Linked DNA regions of Homo sapiens: regions 2 and 3 are each linked to region 1. A link is a loop called in an ENCODE intact Hi-C map of the cell type or tissue named here. Cell type or tissue: mammary epithelial cell. All regions are shown on one strand. Links, peaks and the distances in the headings refer to the core of each region. The heading gives the core; the rest is flanking DNA.

What was found. A loop is a pair of places that touch in the nucleus more often than their neighbours do. Peaks named below come from ENCODE experiments on the same cell type or tissue, not always from the same donor. Only the 100,000 strongest peaks of a DNase experiment are listed, where the experiment ranks them.
Region 2: it touches region 1 in a loop (8-fold over the local background); 17 of 110 quality-filtered maps call a loop at or near these places.
Region 3: a loop joins it to region 1, with 9 times the contacts of the local background. A loop is called at or near these places in 6 of 110 quality-filtered maps.

What each region holds. Positions count from the first base shown.
Region 1 is chr6:3,928,676-3,935,982 of GRCh38, reverse strand. No RefSeq gene overlaps it. Among named protein-coding and RNA genes, the nearest start is that of TGILR, 20 kb to the right of the region's middle. RefSeq lists enhancers at 2,370-2,870, 2,871-3,371. In mammary epithelial cell, for the core only: a CTCF peak has its summit at 2,702 (motif pointing right); no DNase peak of the experiment used is centred there.
Region 2 is chr6:4,003,925-4,011,231 of GRCh38, reverse strand. LOC124901245 (a long non-coding RNA gene) reads left to right here. Exons shown (of 2, transcript XR_007059415.1): 2 at 1-7,307. Among named protein-coding and RNA genes, the nearest start is that of PRP4K, 14 kb to the left of the region's middle. In mammary epithelial cell, for the core only: a CTCF peak has its summit at 2,639 (motif pointing right); a DNase peak (open chromatin) is centred at 2,661; H3K27ac peaks cover 305 bases.
Region 3 is chr6:3,822,174-3,829,480 of GRCh38, reverse strand. No RefSeq gene overlaps it. Among named protein-coding and RNA genes, the nearest start is that of FAM50B, 24 kb to the left of the region's middle. In mammary epithelial cell, for the core only: a CTCF peak has its summit at 3,841; DNase peaks (open chromatin) are centred at 3,310 and 3,870; H3K27ac peaks cover 3,198 bases.

The sequences.
Region 1 (7,307 bases), core at 816-5,815:
CAAAACAAAAACAACTTCCAAAACAGAAAGCAGCAGGCCCAAATAGATTCACAGGTGAATTCTACCAACATGTAAGGAAGAAATTATACCAATTCTCTACAATCTTTTCTAGAATGTAAAAGAAGAGAGAATAATTTCTAACTCATCCTACGAAGCCAGTATTACTCTAATATAAAAACCAAAAACATTACAAGAAAGGAAAACTATAGACTGATATCACTGATGAACGTAGACAGAATAATCCTCAACAAAATATTAGCAAATCAAATCCAGCAGTGTATTATTTCAGGCATGCAAGCCTGGTTCACCATTTGAAGGTCAATTAATGCAATCTATCACATGAACATGCTAAAGAATAAAATATATGATCATATCAATAGATGCAGAAAAAGTATTTGATAAAATTCAAACTCATTCATGACTAAAAAAAAAAAAAAAAAACTCTCCACAAACCAGGAACAAAGGGTAATTTCCTTAATTTTATAAGAAATATTTACCAAAACCCTACAGCTAACCTCATACTAAGAGTGAGAAAGTAGATGCTTTCCTGGTAACATCAGGAATAAGGCAAGGACATCCCCTCTTACACCATTTAGACTCAACATTGTTGCGATGTCCTAGCTTACACAATAAAACAAGAAAAGGAAAGAGACAACACAGTCCCTGGGTGTCTATGGAAAATTGATTCCAGGAACCTGTCTTTCATACCCAAATCCATGGATCCTTAAGTTCCTTATATAAAATGGTGTCGTATTCGCATGTAACCTACATACACCCTCCCACAAACTTTAAATTACCTCTAGATTATACTACCTAAAAATGCTATGAAAAATAGTTGTTATGCTGTATTGTTTTTTAAGTGGTATTTTTAAAATTGTCTTTTCCCAAATAGTTTGATCCATGGTTGGTTGAATTCGTGGATGCAGAACCCACATATATGAAGAGCTGATTGTAAATAGATTGGAAAGGAAGAAACAAAACCATCTTTTTTTTTTGTACATTACATGACTGTCTATGTAGAAAATCCCAAAGGATCAACGGAAGTCCTAAAACTGCTGAACAATTATAGTAAGCCTGCAGGATACAAGATTAATATAAAAATATCCATTGCCTTCCTGCATACCAATAATGAACAATTGGAATTTGAAATTTAAAACAAATTGTCATTTAAATTATTTAGCACCAAAAAGAAAGAAAGATTTAGGTTCAAATCTAACAAACCAAGTACGAGATCTATATGAAGAAAACTACAAAACTCTGTTGAAAGACATCAAAAAAGATCTAAATAAATTGAGAAATAATCCATGTTTGTGACTAGAAAAACTCAACATTGGCAAGATTTCAGTTTTTCCAGACCTGATCTACAGATTCAACACAATCCCAATCAAATCCCAGCAAGTTATATTGTAGATATCAACAAACTGATTCTAGGGTTTATATGGAAAGGCAAAAGACCCAGAATAGTCAACAAAAATATTGAAGGAGAATAATAAAGTCAGAGAAATAATGCTATACAACTTCAAGATTTACTATAAAGTTACAATAATCAAGACAGTGTAATATTGATGAAAGATTAGTGAAATAGATCTATGACATACAAGTGAGATCTCAGAAATAGATCCACATAAATAGAGTCAACTTGTCTTTGACAAAGGACAAAGACAATTCAATGGAGCAAAGATGGTCTTTTCAACTAATGATACTGGATCAACTGGACATCCACATACAAAAAAGACCTTAGACACAGACCTTACACCCTTTCTAAAAATTAACTCAAGATGGATCACAGACCTAAATGTAAAATATAAAACTATCAAACTCTAAAAGATAACATAGGAGGCCAGGCATGGTGGCTCACACCTGTAATTCCAATGCTTTGAGAGGCTGAGGCTGGAGGATCACTTGAGGCCCGGAATTTGAGACCAGCCTGGGCAACATAGTGAGACCTCGTCTCTAGAAAAAATAAAATTAGCCCAATGTGATGGTATGCATCTGTGTCCCAGCTCCTTGGGAGGCTGAGGCAGGAGGATTGCTTGAGCCTGGAAGGTCAAGGCTGCAGTGAACCGAGACTGCACCACTGCACTACAGCCTGAGTAACAGAGTGACAACCTGTCTCAAAAAAGAATTTTTTTTTTGTATAGCTGTACGATGTGTTTGTGTTTTAACAGTCAAAAGTTAAAAAACATAAAAAAGTTTATAAAAAAAAGTTACAGTGAGCTAAGGTTTATTTTTGAAGAAAAAGGATTTATAAATGTAAATTTATAAAAACATGAATTTATTAAAAAAATTTATACATTTAGGCCAGGCGCGATGGCTCATGCCTGTAATGCTTTGGGAGGCTGAGGCCAGTGGATCACCTGAGGTCAGGAGTTCGAGGCCAGCCTGGCCAACATGGCGAAACCCCGTCTCTACTAAAAACACAAACATTAGCTGGGTGTGGTGGCAGGAGCCTGTAATCCCAGCTGCCCCGGAGGCTGAGGCAGGAGAATCGCTGGAACCCAGGAGGCGGAGGCCTCAGTGAGCTGAGATTGAGCCATTGCACTTCAGCCTGGGCAACGGAGCAAGACTCTGTCTCAAAAAAAAAAAAAAAAAAAAAAAACGGGAAAGAAATAAAACAATGTACAGAGTGAATGGGCTATGTGGGCTTGAACTGGAATGATATGCCACTAGACGGCTCCGGACCTGTCCACTGGGGCCACCAGAGGGCAGCGACGGCCTGGGAAGGTGCAACCACCTGCCGCATGTGCTTCCTGCTGTTCCTTGTACCCCCAATTCAGAGCTCAAAACTTGAGTCCTCCCTGAGTTCTGGCCTGAGCTGAGTGACTTGCCTAAGTTTCAGGACAGTGACCCCGGGGGCACCCCTTTTTGGCACTGACTGGCTGAGTTCACGAAAGGCGCCTCTGAAGGGAGTGAGGTGTGACTTCCCTCCGAGTGCCTGGGACAGGACTGACCAGGCAACCAGGCAGCACTGACAAGAGGTGGGGACACCGAGCAGCTCTTTTCCTGGACCTTCCCTCCCGCTCTGTGGACTTCAGGGAGGATGCGCTTCAGAGCTCCTCACGAGTGAGCCACACGTGGAGACAGTGTGGGGGCATCCACCTCCTGGCCCATAGCACCCCACAAAAGATGTTGTTCTAGCCATAGTCTCCTGTATTGTCGCTTGCCTTGATGCTGCACCAATTCACCCCTCAACCGGGGGTACAAGAGATCACACTCTGGGAGACCAGTGGCACAATGTTTAATTTTTAAAAGGGAGCTTCAGCTCCCAGGCTGAGGCAGGTGGATTGCTCGAGGCCAGGAGTTGGAGTCCAACCTGGGCAACACCATGAGATCCCATCTAAAAAAAAAGAGAGAGAACACTTTATCCCTGCCCTTCCTAAGCCCTAATAAATTACTATGTGTGTGTGTGCACAGGTACACATGCTTGTGTGTATATATATGTGGAAAATCCAAAATTTATATGTTAAAATAATTTTGCACGGTGCAGTGGCTCACGCCTGTAATCCCAGCACTTTGGGAGGCCAAGGCGGATGGATCACTTGAGCTCAGGAGCTCTAGACCAGCCTGTGCAACATGGTGAAACCCCGTCTCTACCAAAAATAAAAAAATTAGCCAGGTGTGATGGCGCATGCCTGTGGTCCCAGCTATTCAGGAGGCTGAGGCACAAGAATCACTTGAATCTGAGAGGCAGAGGTTGCAGTGCACTGAGATGGCACCACTGTACTCCAGCCTGGGTGACAGAACGAGACTGCATCTCAAATAATAATAATGTGTTCTTCCTGTCACATGGAATCTTTATACTACAGATAAAACAACTAGGCCGGGTGTGATGGCTCACGCCTGTAATCCCAGCACTTTGGGAGGCCAAGGAGGGTGGATCACTTGAGGTCAGGAGTTCAAGACTAGTCTGGCCAACATGGTAAAACTCCATCTCTACTAAAAATACAAAAATTAGCCAGGCGTGGTGGCACACACCTGTAGTCCCAGCTACTCGGAGGACTCAGGCAGGAAAATTGCTTGAACTTGGGAGGTGGAGGCTGCAATTTATTTTATATAACAACAAAAAGGTGGCACTAACTGGCGTCTGTGCCTCTACAACATAGGTTCTAAATTAACTTGAACATTGGGTAACACAAGCCAATTGACAAAACTTGGCATTCATCAAAACTGTGGATTGAATTATGGTTATATCTTGGAATCCTATTAAATTTAATCATGGTGGCCGGGCATGGTGGCTCACGCCTGTAATCCCAGCACTTTGGGAGGCTGAGGCGGGCGGATCACGAGGTCAAGAGATCGAGACCATCCTGGACAACACAGTGAAACCCTGTCTTTACTAAAAATACAAAAATTAGCTGGGTGTGGTGGCGCGTCCCTATAATCCCAGCTGCTCAGGAGGTTGAGGTATGAGAATCTCCTGAACCCAGGAGGCAGAGGTTGCAGCGAGCCGAGATCGCGCCCCTGCACTCCAGCCTGGTGACAGAGCGAGACTCCGTCTCAAAACAAAAAACAAAAAACAAAAAAATTTAATCATGGTGTACTCCTATAATCTTAGAAAAGTCACTGAATATAAAATAGAGGAAAATTAGGTATGCCTCACTTTAACTGTAGCCTTGCCTAAATTTCCCATAGTCAAAGTAGCCATTGCCCTAAAATATCTCAGATTGCACATAGTTCCTCCAACACAATGAATAATAAATTAAAATAAGTCTTTGGCACTTACAAATTGGCTTGATAAAATACAGCCTACAGGTTCTCAGGGAAAATAGTTAATATGGCCCAATGTAAAAAAACAGGGCCTTCAAGGATTAAAATTTATTATATAAAATCTAATTAATAAAGAGATGATTATTCCCCAGTGCTTCTCCATTTGACAGCCCTGTTCTTAACTTTGCCAGTTCTCTTTTTTTTTTTTTTGAGACGGAGTCTCACTCTGTTGCCCAGGCTGGAGTGCAATGGCGCAATCTCGGCTCACTGAAACCTCCACCTCCCAGGTTCAAGTGATTCTCCCACCTCAGCCTTCTGAGTAGCTGGGATTACAGGCAGGCACCACCATACCTGGCTAATTTTGTATTTTTAGTAGAGACGGGGTTTCATCATGTTAGTCAGGCTGGACTCGAACTCCTGACCTCAGGTGATCCGTCCACCTTGGCCTCCCAAAGTGCTGGGATTACAGGTGTGAACCACTGGCCCAGCCAAACTTTGCCAGTTATTAAACCTAGAAAAAATAAATAACACCTCATGGTGATGACTCCAACCTTAACCCTGAGGTCCCATCCATTAGCCTTCATACACATTACTCAGTTTTATTAAAATAACTGACCTCATCCAATCAACAACCAGGAAATATTTTGATATTATAGATTTGGCTAATATGTTCTGCATACTGCCTCTTTTCACGGCCTCTCAGCCACAGTCTACATTCACCTCTGAAAGGACACGGTACACCACAGGGTACACAGCTTTGCCACCATGCACAGTCTTGGCAGACAGGATCTCAAATACATCTATTTTCACCCAGGAGCACAGGTATGACATTACATTAATGCCTTCCTCTCCCCAGGCTATTCATTTGACACACTCATTAAGGGCATACAAGACCAACACCTAGTCCTTTTGGGGTTCTGGTAGCAACATATTTCATATTTACACATTTTCCTTAATCTCACTGCTGCTGCTACTTACCAAGCAGTCCACCCTAAATGGAGCTTTCACCAAAAGAAGCCTCTAAGATCTGTGAAAATTAAAATCAACAGGCAGTCCTAGTAGTGCCTCCAAGATTCTTTCACTGCAAAGGCTTTGGCAACCTCTTCTCAGCCATCTCCTGTAGTCTCTGGACCACCTACAATAGCCATAAGTTGCCCAGAGGCTTCTGATGCAGGAAACTGCCCCTTTCAGCCTTGTGCTATACTCCATTAAAACAAATGCACAGCTAATGCTAGACGCCTTTTTTTTTTTTTGACAGGGTTTCTCTGTCGTCCAGGCTGGAATGCAGTGGCACCATCACGGTTCACTACAGCCTCAACCTCCTGGGCTTAAGAGATCCTTCCACCACAGCCTCCCCAGTAGCTGGGACTACAGATGTGCACCACCATGCTGGTAGAGACTGGGTTTTACCACATTGCCCAGGCTGGTCTTGAACTCCAGGCTCAAGCAATCCTCCTGCCTTGGCTCCCCAAAGTGCTGGGATTACATGCGTGAGCCACCGCGCCCGGCCTTGGACTGTCTTGGAAACAGAGAGAGGCTCTCATAGACCTTGAACTTGTGACCCTCCATCATAAAAATGATGGTGCTCCATGGAATGTAGCTGCTTTCCATCCCTTATCCAGGATGTCCCCGATAATGGATGAGACAGCTCAGGCAGTCAGCACTGGGTGCCCTGGCCAAAAAATGGCCCCATCTCCACAGACATTGCAAATTCTTGGGCCATTGCCTAGGAGTTGTCCCTTTCAGGGTAAAAAACTCTTGGAATCTCTTGCCTGACGTATTCCCAAAATGTAAATCAAAACCATACTTTTCTGCATGTACTAAGGTCACAGTGCAAGGTCCTGCCAGGACACTCCTGATCTCCTTCTGAGTTACAGACACTACTGTTAGTAACCAAGGCATGCACTACACTTCTCAAAGTATACTGGGCTCTTGAAAAAGGCATTCCATAGAAATGTCATATCCCTGATAAGTCCCAGATTAGCTGCTTTGACTGAGAGATGCAACATTCTCCTCAAATGAGTCCTCTTCAAGTTTCAGTCTGGAAAGTGGGTCTCGGTCTTGCCTCAGACTTTAATTTCTCTTAATTCAAGCCACTCAGCCAACTCACACCTTACACCAAGTTAAAGAAAAAATGTTCCCATCTTCCTTTCTTACATAGAAAAGGGAATATGTCTCTTCTTCATGTAAGGACTCATTATATATGAGACTCTTTAATTATGATTTCCCTCATCATCATAAATTTTCATTCTTACCCTCCATCCCATAAGGATGGAGGCCAGGCCAAGGGCACATACTCCCCTGGGACCCCTTAGCCATAGTGTCCCTGGGGCCAGGCAGTTGGTCATCTGATAGGGGACCCATTTGAAACTAAAACTTCTACCACCACCCAAAAAAGTAAATAAAAAATATGCTCAGTGCATGGGCACACTGCAGGCACTATGGCCTGTTGGTCCCATTACTGTTAGTCTAGGTGCTTGCATTGGTTTGTAATCCAGAGGCCCAAACTCACCAAGGAAGTCATTGTTTCAACTAGCCATGACAAATGCTGAGATTTGTCACATGCCATCAGATTTGGCTAATACAAGCCCTACAACCTA
Region 2 (7,307 bases), core at 698-5,697, 75 kb before region 1:
TAGTTGCAAATTTCACTTTTAGAATTTGCTTTCAAAAACAGGTTGTTTATTCTTCTTTGTTATGCCTTAGTTAGTAAATCATATATTATAAAACTTCTTCAATGCAATTGGTCTTTGGTCAGCCATTGACATAGGAAGAGTTAGAAAGAGTCCAGGGCTCCTTGGTACTGGCTGTGACTGGATAAGTAGGTTGTGGCTTAGTTTGTGTTTAGGTGTCATAACTAGGCTAGGTTTGGGTCCCAGAAAGTGCTAGCCTTACTGTAGGAGAGGAAGTGGTATTGCTGGGTGTGTCCTCAGGTCAGGAAGTGGGACGAGTGCAGTATGGAAGCCCAGGGGGGTCCTTGTGACTGGAGGAAAGGTGAGGTTTCCAGTAAAGGATTCAGAATTCGGGCATGGTGCAGCATGCCTATAGCCCCAGCTACTCAGGAGGCTGAAGTGGGAGGATCACTTGAGACCAGGAGTTCAAGGTTGCAGTGAGCTGTCATTGCGCCACTGCACCCCAGCCTGGGTGACAGAGTGAGACCTGTCTCAAAAATAAATACATAAAAATAATAATTAAAAAAAAAGGATTCAGAATTCTAGAATACATATTATCTTTCTATCATGCAGATCTGTTCTTAGGATTGTATTTTCCAAATCATGAATAAAATAATTTCCAAAATACTTATTGGGAAATTATATATATGTACTGTATTACTTGGAATAAAAATCAAATAAAAGTCAAACTTCTTAATGTGGCTGTAAAGCCTTGATTATTTAAACCTTGCCTATTTTTCAGTTTAATCTTTCAGCCACACTGGCCCTTGTGTTAATCCTAAAACATGCCATGCTTTTTCCTACATTAAAGCTTAGGGTTTTTGATATTTCTACTGCCTGGATTTCTCTGTTCTCACTCTTCCTCTTGATCACCATGACTTATTTTTCAAGTGTTGGCTTAAATGTCCGTCTCACAGATAGCCCTTATCTAAATAACAGCTTTCCCTCTGGTTCCTAGATAAATTAGGACCTGTTTTTTTCTATAACTTTCTTAAAGTATCCTATTATTTTCCCTGATAAAACCTTGTTGGACTGTTTGTCAGTATATTTATTTGCCTGTTTGTTTGGTGTCAGTTTCTCTTTTTTTCCTGTGTGTTTTGTTTGTTTGTTTTTTTGAGACGCAGTTTCACTCTGTCACCAGGCTGGAGTGCAATGGTGCAATCTCGGCTCACCACAACCTCCACCTCCCAGGTTCAAGCAATTCTTCTGCCTCAGCCTCCCGAGTAGCTGGGATTACAGGCATGTGCCACCATCCTGGCTAATTTTGTATTTTTAGTAGAGACAGGGTTTTTCCATGTTGGTCAGGCTGGTCGCAAACTCCCGACCTCAGGTGATCCGCCTGTCTTGGCCTCCCAAGGTGCTGAGATTACAGGCGTGAACCACCGCACCCGGCCTGTTTGTTTGTTTTCTTATTAGACTATAAACTATATGAGATCAGACCATGTCTCTTTTGTTTATCACTCTGGCCTACCTGCTAACACAGTGCTTACACATAATAGTAGGTGCTCAAGAAATACAGTGTTTGATGGATGAACGTAAAATTGTAAGAGCCTGAACTAGTGTAATATCGAAAATAGGGAGGAAGACATGAATTAGGAAAGCCTTTGAAAAATTAGCATGTTCTGTGATAAAGCTACATCTAGGCAATATTTTTTGATACTTTTAAAAAAAAAACTGTAATAGCTACCCAATATTTAGGAATGATACACATCACACATCTCAGTGAGGTATGTAGCCTTTTGTACTGGTGAAGAGAGCCAGGTGAAGTCTAACTCTAAGGATCTAAACACTCCATTCTAGTAGAGAGCCTGGAGAAGTGCTCTTGCATAAGCTCATCCATGTAAGACCATCCATAACTTAGTGAAATAATTTTCATTGCTGTTTAGTTGCAAAAATCACTCACTGTTTTGCCTCCATAAGATTATCGGTTTTAGTGTTTAATCGTTCACAGCCTTGTCAAAACCAAAATGGCTAGGGAGAGAACTATTTCCCTACATTAAAACTTCGAGCAATGCTCTTCATAGATTTTGTTTTGAATTGTTTAGGCCCATCTCAGAGTTCAAGACACTTAGTCTCTTCTAAGAGAAATCATGGTCACAACAAACAGAGATTAAATAAAGAGCAAGAAATTAGAAGAAACTCAAACCATTCACTTAGATTATTTGTTAGATTTTGGCCTTAAAAAGAGACAAAGTTGCTTGAAACAAGTGATTAAACTGACATTTTTAGATTATTATTTTATTCATACCTTTATTGTGAATAAATTGGCCACATGATAACATTTTATAATGTTAAATAAATATGATATATATAAATCTGTATACCACAACAATTAAATTGGAGGGCGATTTGCCATTTAAATAATTTATCATAGGATTTTTATAAGATCAAGCGCTTAGTGCATATCAAAGAGACAGAAAGTTTTCATTGCAGTTCTGCACGTTCACTGAGTACCTTTTATGTACCAGTTGCATTGTTCTAGAATCTTATCTATCATGTAAAGCTAGGTACACCTGAAATAGTTTAGTTATGGTGGCAAAGTTAGACTGCAGTTATTGGCTGGGAATTTTTTGTATATCTATGTACATCTTCCATAAGAGGGCAGCAAAGGACCAGCATGATTTTTTCCTTATCATGAAGTCATAGCAGAGATTGCCTCATATTGCAAACTTAATAGAAATCTTCTCAGAGTAAGGGCAAACAGAGGGCATGGTTACAAGTTTACTTACTGTCTAGCCTGTCTTTTATATGGTCTGATATGGCTTTTTAGTACATAGATTATCTCACATCACAGTGATAGCCTAGTGATTAAATGTTGATCCTGGGGTCAGTTGTCAGGCTTTAAATCCTGGAACCATAACTTAACTAGCTTCGTGGTCTAGAAAGACTACTCAGTCTTTCTGAGCCTCAGTTTCTTCCTCAATTTTTTATAAAAAGGAGGGCAAGGGATAGTAACAATGCCACTTCACATGGTTTTAATAAACAAAATAAAATTTGTGTCCTGAAGAGGCTAAGAACAGTTAAAAGGTGGAGCTAGAAAAACCACCCTATACTAGCCTTAGGTGTATTGTATTTATTTAAGTTAAACTCTTATTAAAAAGAGTCTCATAAAGGAAAATATAGGTCATTACTTTCTGTAACTACTTAGTATTTTTAGTTAACTAACATATATATCTATGTACTGACCAATTATTTGCTCGTACAATTTATCAAACCAATTAAATATACACTGTTAAATTTATTTCCCTGTCCCCCGAGACAGATCCTGGCTACGTTGCCCAGGCTGGAGTGCAGTGGCGCGATTTTGGCTCACTGCAACCTCTGCCTCCCAGGTTCAGGCAATTCTCCTGCCTCAGCCTCCTGAGTAGCTGGGATTACAGAGGCCTGCCACCATGCCTGGCTAATTTTTGTATTTTTAGTAGAGATGGGATTTCACCATGTTGGCCAGGGTGGTCTCAAACTCCTGACCTCAGGTGATCCAGCCGCCTCGGCCTCCCAGAGTGTTGGGATTACAAGCATGAGCCAGCACGCCTGGCCTGAAAATACATTTTGATGAACAAAAAATTTTTAATTTTTTTTTTTTTTTTTTTCCTGAGACAGAGCTTTGCTCTGTCACCCAGGCTGGAGTGCAATGGCGTGATCTTGCCTCACTGCAACCTATGCCTCCTGGGTTCAAGCAATTCTCCTGCCTCAGCCTCCCGAGTAGCTAGGATTACAGGCATGGGCCACCATGCCCGGCTAATTTTTTGTATTTTTAGTAGAGACGGGATTTCACCATGTTTGCCAGGCTGGTCTCAAACTCCTGACCTTGTGATCCGCCCCCGTGGCCTCCCAAAGTGCTGAGATTGCGGGCGTGAGCCACCACTCCCAGCCAAAAATTTTTTAATTTTAAAAGTCAATGTATATCATTTGTATTTTATAGTTAGTGCTTTTTTTGTATTGTTTAAATTTTTAAAATTCTTCCATTAATCTAAAATATTTTCATGTGTGCTTTCTACTAAGAGAATTTAAGTTTTGTTTTTGACATTATAGTTTTTAATACATTTGGATTTGGATCTTATATCTTGTATGATACAGAACTCTAATTTTCGCCTTTAACTACATGCATAATCATTTTTTCCACCTCCACTTATTGAATAGTTCCTAATTTTCCCATCAATATCATGTGTTTCTTCTGGCATAGCCAAAGTCCCATAAATGTGTGGGTCTGTTGTAGTTTCCTATTTAATTCAGTTAATTTGTCCAATTTGTTTTATTATGCCTTAATTACCACAGCTTCACAGTAAGTCTTTATGTCTGATAGGGCAGCTTCCTCTAGTGTCTTCAGAAATTTCCTGACTTTAAAAAAAATCCTTATTGTTCATGCTTTTTTAAAGAATTAGCTTTACATGATGCAAGAAAAAGATCTGTTGGAATTTTGATTGTAATTTTGTTAAATCTATAGGTCAACTAATTACAATATTGAATCTTCTTATGCACAAACATGGTATATTTCTCCATTTATTCAGGTCTTTATTTAATGTCTCCTAATGTCTTTTTGTAGTTTTTACTTAGAGATCTTACATATTTGTTATTATATTTACTCCTAGGTACTTGGTATTCTCTAAGATTATTGAAAATGCTGTCTTCTTTTTAATTACATTTTCAGGTATTTGTCATTGGTATAAAGAAATGTATTTGACAATAATCTTATATTCACCTTAAATTCTCTTATTTCTAATAAATTGTACTTTTTTTGGTTTTCTACAAAAATGATCATATCTAAAAATAAAGTTAGATTTGTTTATTCTTCTGCATCATTTTGAATTCAGTTTATTATTTCATGTGCTATTAGAACCTTTAATTTAGTATTATTTATTTTTTGATTTGTAAATCGGAATGCTTTTATTATCTTTTCATTTAGGATGATGTTTACTGTAGGTTACTTAGATACGCTCTATGGAAATCTCTTTTATTTTTTCTAAGACCTTTTATTATGAATTTAATGTTGAATTTTATCAAATGCTTTCTCTGCATTTATTAGAATAATTATGATTTTTCTCTATCTGTTATTATAATGGGTCAGATTTATAGATTTTTCTCATACTAAGCCTATCCTTGTATTCCTTGGATAAATCTAACTTGGTAATGTTTACTTTTTTCATAACTTTTAGCTATTAAGTAGATACCAAATTTTCTTTCAAGGTCAAGTTTGATAGTTATAAAAAACTAGTGATACTAAGTCATAGAAAATATACTTTAAAAAACTAGTGATACTAAGTCATAGAAAATATACTTTATTTTATAAAAAGACTTTAACTGTAAAAAGTAAAAAAAAAAAAAAAAAAAAAAAAAAAAAAAAAAAAAACCTGGCCGGGTGCGCTGGCTCACCCCTGTAATCCCAGCACTTTGGGAGGCCGAGGCAGGCAGATCACGAGGTCAGGGGATCGAGACCATCCTGGCTAACACGGCGAAACCCCGTCTTTACTAAAAATACAAAAAATCAGCCGGGCGTGGTGGTGGGCGCCCGTATTCCCAGCTACTCGGGAGGCTGAGGCAGGGGAATGGCGTGAACCCTGGGGGGGCGGAGCTTGCAGTGAGCCAAGATTGCGCCACTGCACTCCAGCCTGGGAGACAGAGCAAGACTCTGCCTCAAAAAAAAAAAAAAAAAAAACCCCTAGAATTTTAATTACTGCCTTTACTTTTAATTCAGTGGTTTTTAGTATATTCACAGAGTTGTGTAACAATCACCATGATCAATTTTAGCATATTTTTATTACTTCAAAAAGCAACTCTGGACTCATGAGCAGTCATTCACTCCCCATCTGCTCCCAACCCCTTTGTTCCCATCCGCCCACCCAGCCCTAGGCAGCCACTAATCTACTTTCTGTCTCTACAGATTTGCCTGTTCTGGACCTTTCATATAAATGCAATCAGGCAAAAGAAAGGAGATTTCAGTGCTCAGTGTTGCCAGGTATCTCTGCCTCCAGTTTTGCACCTTCCTGGAAAGCTCATTTTGTTCAGATTGTCTGCCTGCCTCTATCTATCCTGCCTTCAGTGGATGGCAGAGATTTCATCTCTTTTGTTTGCACAGCCTTGAAAGGTGCTTGATACAGAGATGCTTGGTAAATACTTGCAGAATAAATTATAAAAGTAACACATACTCATAAAAATTTTAAAGTAAAAATATGTATAGTAATAAACACTTGGTGCTTATTACATATCATCCAGTGGGATAAATGCTTGTAAGTATAGTCAGCCTTCTGTTTCCCTGGGTTCCAGATTTGTGGATTCAACCAACTGTGGCTCTAAAATATCTGGGGGGAAAATGGCATCTGTACTGAACATGTACATACTTCTTTTCTTGTCATTCCTTAAACAATACAGTATAACTATTTACATAGCATTTATACTGTATTAGGTATTATAAGTAATCTAGAGATTATTTAAAATATACTGGAGGATGTGCATAGGTTATATGCACATACTATGCCATTTTATATCAGAGATTTGAGCATCCAAGGATTTGGGTATCTGCAAATTTTGGTATTCTTGGGAGGTCCTGGAACCAATCTCTTACAGATACCAAAGGATGGCTGTATTCTCCATTCCTTTTCACCAGCTGAGATCGTACTGTTATCTGCACTTAACAGATTAAGAAATAGGTGTGATGAGTAATTTGTTTAAATTCTGTGGTTGATTGTGTTACTTTTCGACTGTATTCTGTGCTCTTCCCTACAGGAGGATTATTCATTCCTGTTTACTTGAATTCAGGCAACATCATGTAACTTGATTTAAGGAACCGATACATGAGTGGAAATTCTGTGTGGCATTTCTGAGCAGAAGTTTTATGAGGCAGCACATGCTCACTGTGTTACCTGTTCCTTCTGCCATGAGACTGGCAGATGGACATTCTCTATCAGCCAGGATATCAGAATGAAGAAATGTAGAACATAGACCAAAACACCAATGAGAAATAAGCGTTTGTTGTTTTAGGGAAAGTGTGTTACCACAGCATAATTTAACCTATCCCAAGTGAATACATATTCATGGAGTTAATATCTATACCTGAAAATTGAAACTCAGGTTGTCTACATCTAACTATGCCTCTGTCTTTTCCAAAGGTATAAAGTAGGAGAAACTTCCCCATGATCCTACTCTTCCAGTGTTAACTACAGTTAAAATTTAGTGTAAAATTGTTTAATACTTTTTCCTATGTGTATGTCAATGTTCATTTTTTTAAAACTGGGACCACTTTATATGACACATACTATTTTAGAGCTTCCTTTTCC
Region 3 (7,307 bases), core at 936-5,935, 110 kb after region 1:
ACTGTGTGGGTTGGAGCAATAAGACACGAACCCAGATGTCTACAGAACAAGACAGTGAAGACTAAGTGTTATGCTGCACGGTCGCTGAGCCCATGGCGGAAGCTTCATATTTGTCAAGTGAATAAATGGCTGCAGATATGAAAGACTATAGTGCAGTTTTGGTGAATATGCCAGGGAGATGGAGAGTCAAGCAATAAACTTATCTGTTCAGAATCTTCTCCAAACAGCACATCTCATACAGCTTTCTTCCTTTACTATTTAATCTTTAATATAATACCCATTATCTGCTAATAATAGTAGACCCTACTTCGGATCCTTAAAGGAAGCTTGCACAAAAACTTCTCAAATAAGTGGATAAATGAGAAAGAAAAGGCAAAACTGCAGTCCCATTGGTGAATTACTTCAAATTTGTCATGAAACCTGGGTTTATTTTTATCTTTCTTTTAGACTCAACCGTAGTTTTGTCCATTCTATGTAGCCCTTAAAAAAATAAACACCATAGTATGGTGGTTCCTCAAAAAATTAGAAATAGAATTACCATACAGTTTCAGCAATTCCACTTCTGGGTATATATCCAAAATAACTGAACGCAAGGACTCAACCAGGTATTTACCCACCCATGTTCACGGCAGCATATTCACAACAGCCAAAAGGTGGAAGCAATGCAAGCGTCCATCCACAGATGAATAGATAAGCAAAATGAGGTTCAGCTGCACAATGGAATATTATTCAGTCTTAAAAAGAAAGGACACTCTGACACGTGCGACAACATGGATGAACCTTGAGGACATTATGCTCAGTGAAATAAGCGAGTCACAAAAGGACAAATTTTGTATGATTCTACTTACATGAGGTGCCTAGAGTAACCAAATTGACAGAGACAGAGAGTAAAAGGGTAGTTACCAAGGGTTAGAGGAGTGGGGGATGGGAGTTATTATTTAATTGGGACAGAGTTTCAGTTTGGGAAGATGAGAAAGTTCTGGAGACGGATGGGGGTGATGGTTGCACAACAATGTAAATGAACTTAATACCACTGAAGTGTACACTTAAAAACAGTTAAGATGATAAATTTCATTATGGGTATTTTGCCATAATACAAAATAGGTATAAAACATACACTTGTGAATTTCAGTTTCTCATTTAAAGTCAAAATTAAACACAGATTACTTCCCTGAGAGGATATGGAACAGCTATCAGGGAAGCAGATGGAATGGGAAGATGAAACTCAGAGTTCACTAAGCTAATTGGCCAATTGAGGGGGGACCCATAGTACTTTAAGGTAAGCTACTGTCTGACCTCTGCAACCCTCCAGGCCAATAAACACCTCCTCCCTTTAGTTAGACAAATGCTGGGAGAATCAGAATTCAATTTTCACAAACTTTTTCAAAATATTATTTAAAGAAGATGCAGAAAAGCCAGTTAAATGTGGGTAAGGCTGGCCTAACCAACGTTTTTAGAAAACACTTAGCATTACTTGGTCAAAGCAACATCGCAGCCCAAGAAGACCAGCGTATGAAGTGATAACATCTATAGTTGCAGAGGTCTGTTCTGGGACCAGCCAGGGATGCAGACCCCAACCTGGGACACAGATGAACCAGGAGTGTTAAATAGTAATATTTGCATGAATGCACAGTTAGATAGTGTATATATTGAGTTGTATATTTTCTTTTTTCTCTTTTTTTGAGATGGAGTCTCACTCTGTTGCCCAGGCTGGAGTGCAGTGGCTGATCTCAGCTCACTGCAACCTCTGCTGCCTGGGCTCAAGCAATTCTCCTGCCTCAGCCTCCCGATTACCTGGGATTACAGGCACCTGCTACCATGCCCGGCTGATGTTTTTTTTTGAGACAGAGTCTTGCTCTGTTGGCCAGATTGGAGTGCAGTGGTGCGATCTCGGTTCACTGCAACCTCCACCTCACGGGCGCAAGCAATTCTCCTGCCTCAGCTCCTCTCAGTAGCTGGGATTACAGGCGTGCGCCACCATGCCCAGCTAATTTTTGCATTTTTAGTAGAGATGGGGTTTTACCATGTTGGCCAGGCTGGTCTCGAACTCTTGACCTCAGGTAATCCACCCGCCTCAGCTTCCCAAGGTGTTGGGATTACAGGTGTGAGCCACCGTGCCCGTTCAATTTTTGTAGTTTTAGTAGAGACGGGGTGTTACCATCTTGGCCAGGCTGGTCTTGAAATCCTGACCTCATGATCCACCCGCCTTGGACTCCCTAAGTGCTGGGATTACAGGCGTGAGCCACCATGCCTGGCCAGTTGTATATTTTCATTAGTGTGGCTCTAATAAACATAAATGTCTAATCTTATCATGCCGAACATGATTATACTAAAATACACAGGGAGTTTCTGAAACACATACATGCTTTTTAATAATGAATCTGCTTATTATCGTGTTATTCTCTTAGATCACACAGCACACAAACACTCACAGTCGTTCAGAATCCTTGCCATCAATCTGGGTTCTGACCTTAGCTAGCTGTCCGACCTCAGGCAAGATACCTCCTGGGACCTGAATGTCCTCATCTGTAAAACTGCAACAACTCTATCTACCTGGCAGCATTGTTGTGAAGATGAAATGAGTTAGTGCAAGTAAAGTCCTTTTTAAAGCTGGGTCTATCACATAGTAAGTGCTCAATAAATTTAGCAATATGTGTTTGTGAGCAGGTAAGAGCAGTATCTGGATAGCTCCTGTCTCTGACCCACCCGATCCCTTCCTCGTATTTACAAGTCATTGATATTTTAGTTTCAAATTCATGTGTCCAAATTCTTTGTTAGACTTTTCCTTTCCTATTAGCCCTTTCACTCCAGAGCAAGGATGGTAAGACGCTCAGGGAAAGGTTGTGATGTGATCACAGATTGCTGTCTACATTCACACTCAGCTAGGGTTACTTGCAGGAGAAACCTGCCCCTAAGCACACAGTCCACGTGTGCCAGGGGTGGACGCACACAAGGGCCCTGCTGCCACCATGGCTGGGACCTTGCCCGCCTTGGGCACAGGCAGGGCCCAGCTTTTCAGATGAGATCACCAGTGTCTGACCCAGGAGCCAAGTGCTCAGGCCAAAAGACTCCAAATTAAGCCAGCTGAGGTGCTTTCTTTTGAGATGGGAGAACATGTGTTCCATTCTTAAGGGGAGAAAGCAACTCAGGACTTCATGTTTTCATTGTACTTGGCTCTCACTGCCTCTAACTCCAGGCGTTTGTGGAACAGGGAAATGAGCTCCGAGTCAAATGATAAAGCTGATATGATTCATGTGTCTTTCAGGAGGAAAGAGACAGGAAACGGAGGCCTGGCTGCCTGGGCTGTGACGTTGCCCCTCTGGCATGCTGTCCGGGCCTGGAAAAATGCAGCTGGCACTGCCTTGAGGATTCGGAGCAGACAGGAGTTATGTGGTTGCTTGGCCAACTCCCGAGTACAATAAACTTAATCTTGGAAGTCTTACTCTCGAGGGTGAGGAAAGGGTGAAATGTCGGTATGTAGACTCTGTCGCCAAGAAGCACAGGAGAAATGAAAGAAGAAACAAATCCCTTCAGTTAAAATGCCAGTGGAAAAACACTTCTGAAAAACAAACACCGAGAAGCACAATGTGTTTTTATGTGCTTGAGATTTTTTAAAAACGAGTTTTGGAAAATAGTCTCTTGATGTTTACATAGTTCCCCGTGAATAAAGGGCAACTGGGAATTTGGACTGGCCTGGCTCTCAAGTAGGGGTCCGCAACCTGCAGCCCGAGGGCCCGTCGGTCGCTGCTGGCTTCTTTCTATGAATGCTGCCCTACTGAACACAGCCGCGCCCCTCCGTGACCTGTGCCTGCGGCTGCTCTCATACTACCACGACAGAGCGGTGGGGGGCGTTGCAGCACTCACCTCACAGCACACATACATCAAAATAGTTACTGTCTGATCCTTTACAGAAAAAGTTGACTGATCCTTGGTCTAAAACAGGAGAGGGAAGTACTCACTCACCTCAGTGCCCATTTCATGCAGAGCTGCAAGAGCTCTCTGCCCTACCACAGTGCGGCCACCTAATTGTCTCTCCTTGGCAGAACACATGCTTGGCTGGCGGCTGTGGGGAGGGCAATCTGGCTAAATAATGCATCAGCAGGGCTGCCTCTGTTCTTAGTTTTCCTGCAGACTTTGCTGGGTCATGCAGCTAGGTTAGATTTCAGAGGGTCCTGCAGAACCACACTGACTTCTAGTTCCCTGTCTCCTTGTCTGTAGGCCCTGTGAGTGCAGGGCAAGGCCAGCTCATTTTTGCATCTAATTTGTACCATAGAATCGGTGCTGAATAAATGTTTTTTTTTTTTTTGAGACAGAGTTTCGCTCTTGTTGCCCAGGCTGGAGTGAAGTGGCACCATCTGGACTCACTGAAACCTCCACCTCCCAGGTTCAAGCGATTCTCCTGCCTCTGCCTCCCAAGTAGACAGGATTACAGGCATGCACTACCATGCCTGGCTAATTTTTGTATTTTTAGTAGAGATGGGGTTTTACCATGTTGGCCAGGCTGGCCTCAAACTCCTAACCTCAGGTGATCCACCCGCCTCAGCCTCCTAAAGTGCTAGGATTACAGGCTGAGCCACTGTGCCTGGCCATTAAATGTGATTTTAAATAATAAACAAGTGCACACACACTAGATTACATTTTCAGAATTACCAAGTGAGTGGGAGTCTCAACCCCATCTGTTGAGACCTTATCCCACGCAGACTGTCCAGAACCTCAACCCAGCAGGGTTCGACCCAGATATGAGGGTTGCAGGGCAGCTACAAAGGTAGCCCCTCTTCAAGCCAATATACGTATTTTTACATTAGTCCACATTATTTAGTGGGAAGAAATAAATTTTCTTTTAGTAAAACTTGGTAAAAGATATATCTTTTACCATATATCATACCAAGATACCATATATCTTCCTTTCCATCAAGGGCTTTATCAGCACGTTGAATACAACAGAACATCTCAACGTGCTGAGTTTGGAATTGGCTTTCAGTTCACAGTTTTTCTATCACTTGTGACTAGATTATGATTCAGTCATTCACACCAAGAATTGAAATAACAATCTAATTCAACATTGATTTAATAATTATTAATTGTTCTTCCTGGCCTTCATTACCCTAAAAACATGTTGCTGTTGTTGTTGTTTTTTTCTGGAGGCCTTATTCTCTTGAGTTTTCTTTTGCAATTTTCTGAACACAACAATTTCTTGGTTACATGTTAAATACTTTGAAATTTATGCAATAAAACAAAACCGCGCAGTCCCAGGAAACATCCCTCTACAGCGCATTACTTGGTTTCGGAATCTCGTTGACCATGGGGTCAGCTTCAGCAGGCTGGTTTCAAGTTTGGTGTCGGGAACCCAGGGGCCGCCCCCTTCAATATTTCCCCAACTAAGAAAGGTGAGCACAGGCAAGGGGATCTGTCTTGCTTCCTCTTCAAGGCTTGACTACTATGGTTGGTATAGGACAGGCTTATATTTAGCCATTTATCTAATGAGTTGTATGTGGAAACCTGAATTCATCAACATCCCGGTTGTGATGGATTCCAGTAAGGTTCGAGCACATCCATATTCCTGGTGCAAGACAAGTCTCCTGAGTGTCCCGCCTCCTAATCCCGCTTAGCTGCCTCACTTCCTTCCTTCACAAAGATTGAGTCAATTTACAATCTTAGAGCAACAGATCACCACAGAACAATAATGATAGTAATGATGGCTCCCATCAGACCGTGAGCTCCATCAATAGGGATATCTGTCTCTTTTGTTTGCTCACTGCTAACACCACACTCCAGGGCCCAGTCCAGCACTGCTACGGCCAAGGGAAGTAGAGTCTGGCTAGCAAACCATCAGGTTGCAATAGACAGGCACTCAATAAATACTTGCCAAATGAATGAATTTGCTGAAAGCTTACTGTGGGTAAAGTTCTTTCTGTGTCATTTCATTTAACCCTCGTGACCATTACTGTGAGCAAAGCATTGCTGTATCCATTTAACAGGTGAAAAATTGAGGCTCTGTGTGCAGTTAATTGACTTGACCACATACATTCAGCTGGTGTAAGGGGCACCCAGTTGGACTCAGGCCTACTTGGCGTCACAACCTTTACTCTTTCCACAATGCAACTCAGTCCCTGGGGCCATGCAGTTGGCTCTATTAGGGAATGAATCCTGGTATTCAGACCGGTCAGGCATGGAACATGCCTGTGCAGTTACTGGCTCACCACAAAATATTAATTACCACAGGGGAATAGGTTAAAGGCTATTTGTAGGGTAGCAGGAAGCCTAATCTATTGCCAGCTGCAGATAAAGACCAGCCAGAACTCTAGCATATCACTGGCAATGAGGAGTGGCTTTGTTTGACTCTGTGTGGGCAGGTTTTGTCGGATAGCAAGAGCACCCGGGCTGGTATTGCAGAAAGCAGTGTATAAGGATTCTGTAATCCTACTCTTAATTTGTCTAGTCAAATGCAGGTTTTATAACAGATGGGCTCTGGCTTACGGTCCATGGCCAGACAGGGAGAACTATGTATCACATGTAATGTAGTCCCGTGTGTGAGCGCTCCAGGTCACATAGCACCAGGTCACATGTGCTTCAGGTCAGCATGGCTAAATATGAAAGGACACACACCCAGCTCGGCGCGGTGGCTCCCATGCCTGTAATCCCAGCACTGTGGGAGGCCGAGGCGGGAGGATCACCTGAGGTCGGGAGTTCGAGACCAGCCTGGCCAACATGCTGAAACCCCTTCTCTACTAAAAATACAAAAATTAGCCAGGCGTGATAGCGGGTGCCTCTAATCCCAGCTACTTGGGAGGCTGAGGCAGGAGAATCGCTTGAACCTGGGCGGCAGAGGTTGCGGTGAGCTGAGATCACGCCATTGCACTCTAGCCTGGGCAACAAGAGCAAAATTCCATCTCAAAAAAAAAAAAAGACAAGACAAGACAAGACAAGACACACACCCTACCCCTAGCAGCCAGCACCAGCCAGCTCCGGGCAACATACCTTAAAGCAGAATTCAAAGGTCACTAACATCAGAATCACTGCTGGGGGCTAAGGGCTATTAACAATGAAGACCCTAATCCAGACCCTCTGGGGATGGGTGGCAGGAATCCTGTCTTATTTACAAGCTCCCCAGGTGGTTCTTCTGCATACTAAACCATAAGAACCACTGTTCATGGACTTGGGTAGAAAGAGGAGGTTCATTTTTCACTTTTAGATGTATGCAATATTTGGTGCTTTGTAATTTAAAGAGTATAGGTCTGGGGGAAGAAAGGAAGGAAGAGAGCAGAAAAGAAAGAGACGGTATTGTGAGAAGACTCTGTGTGGGGTGC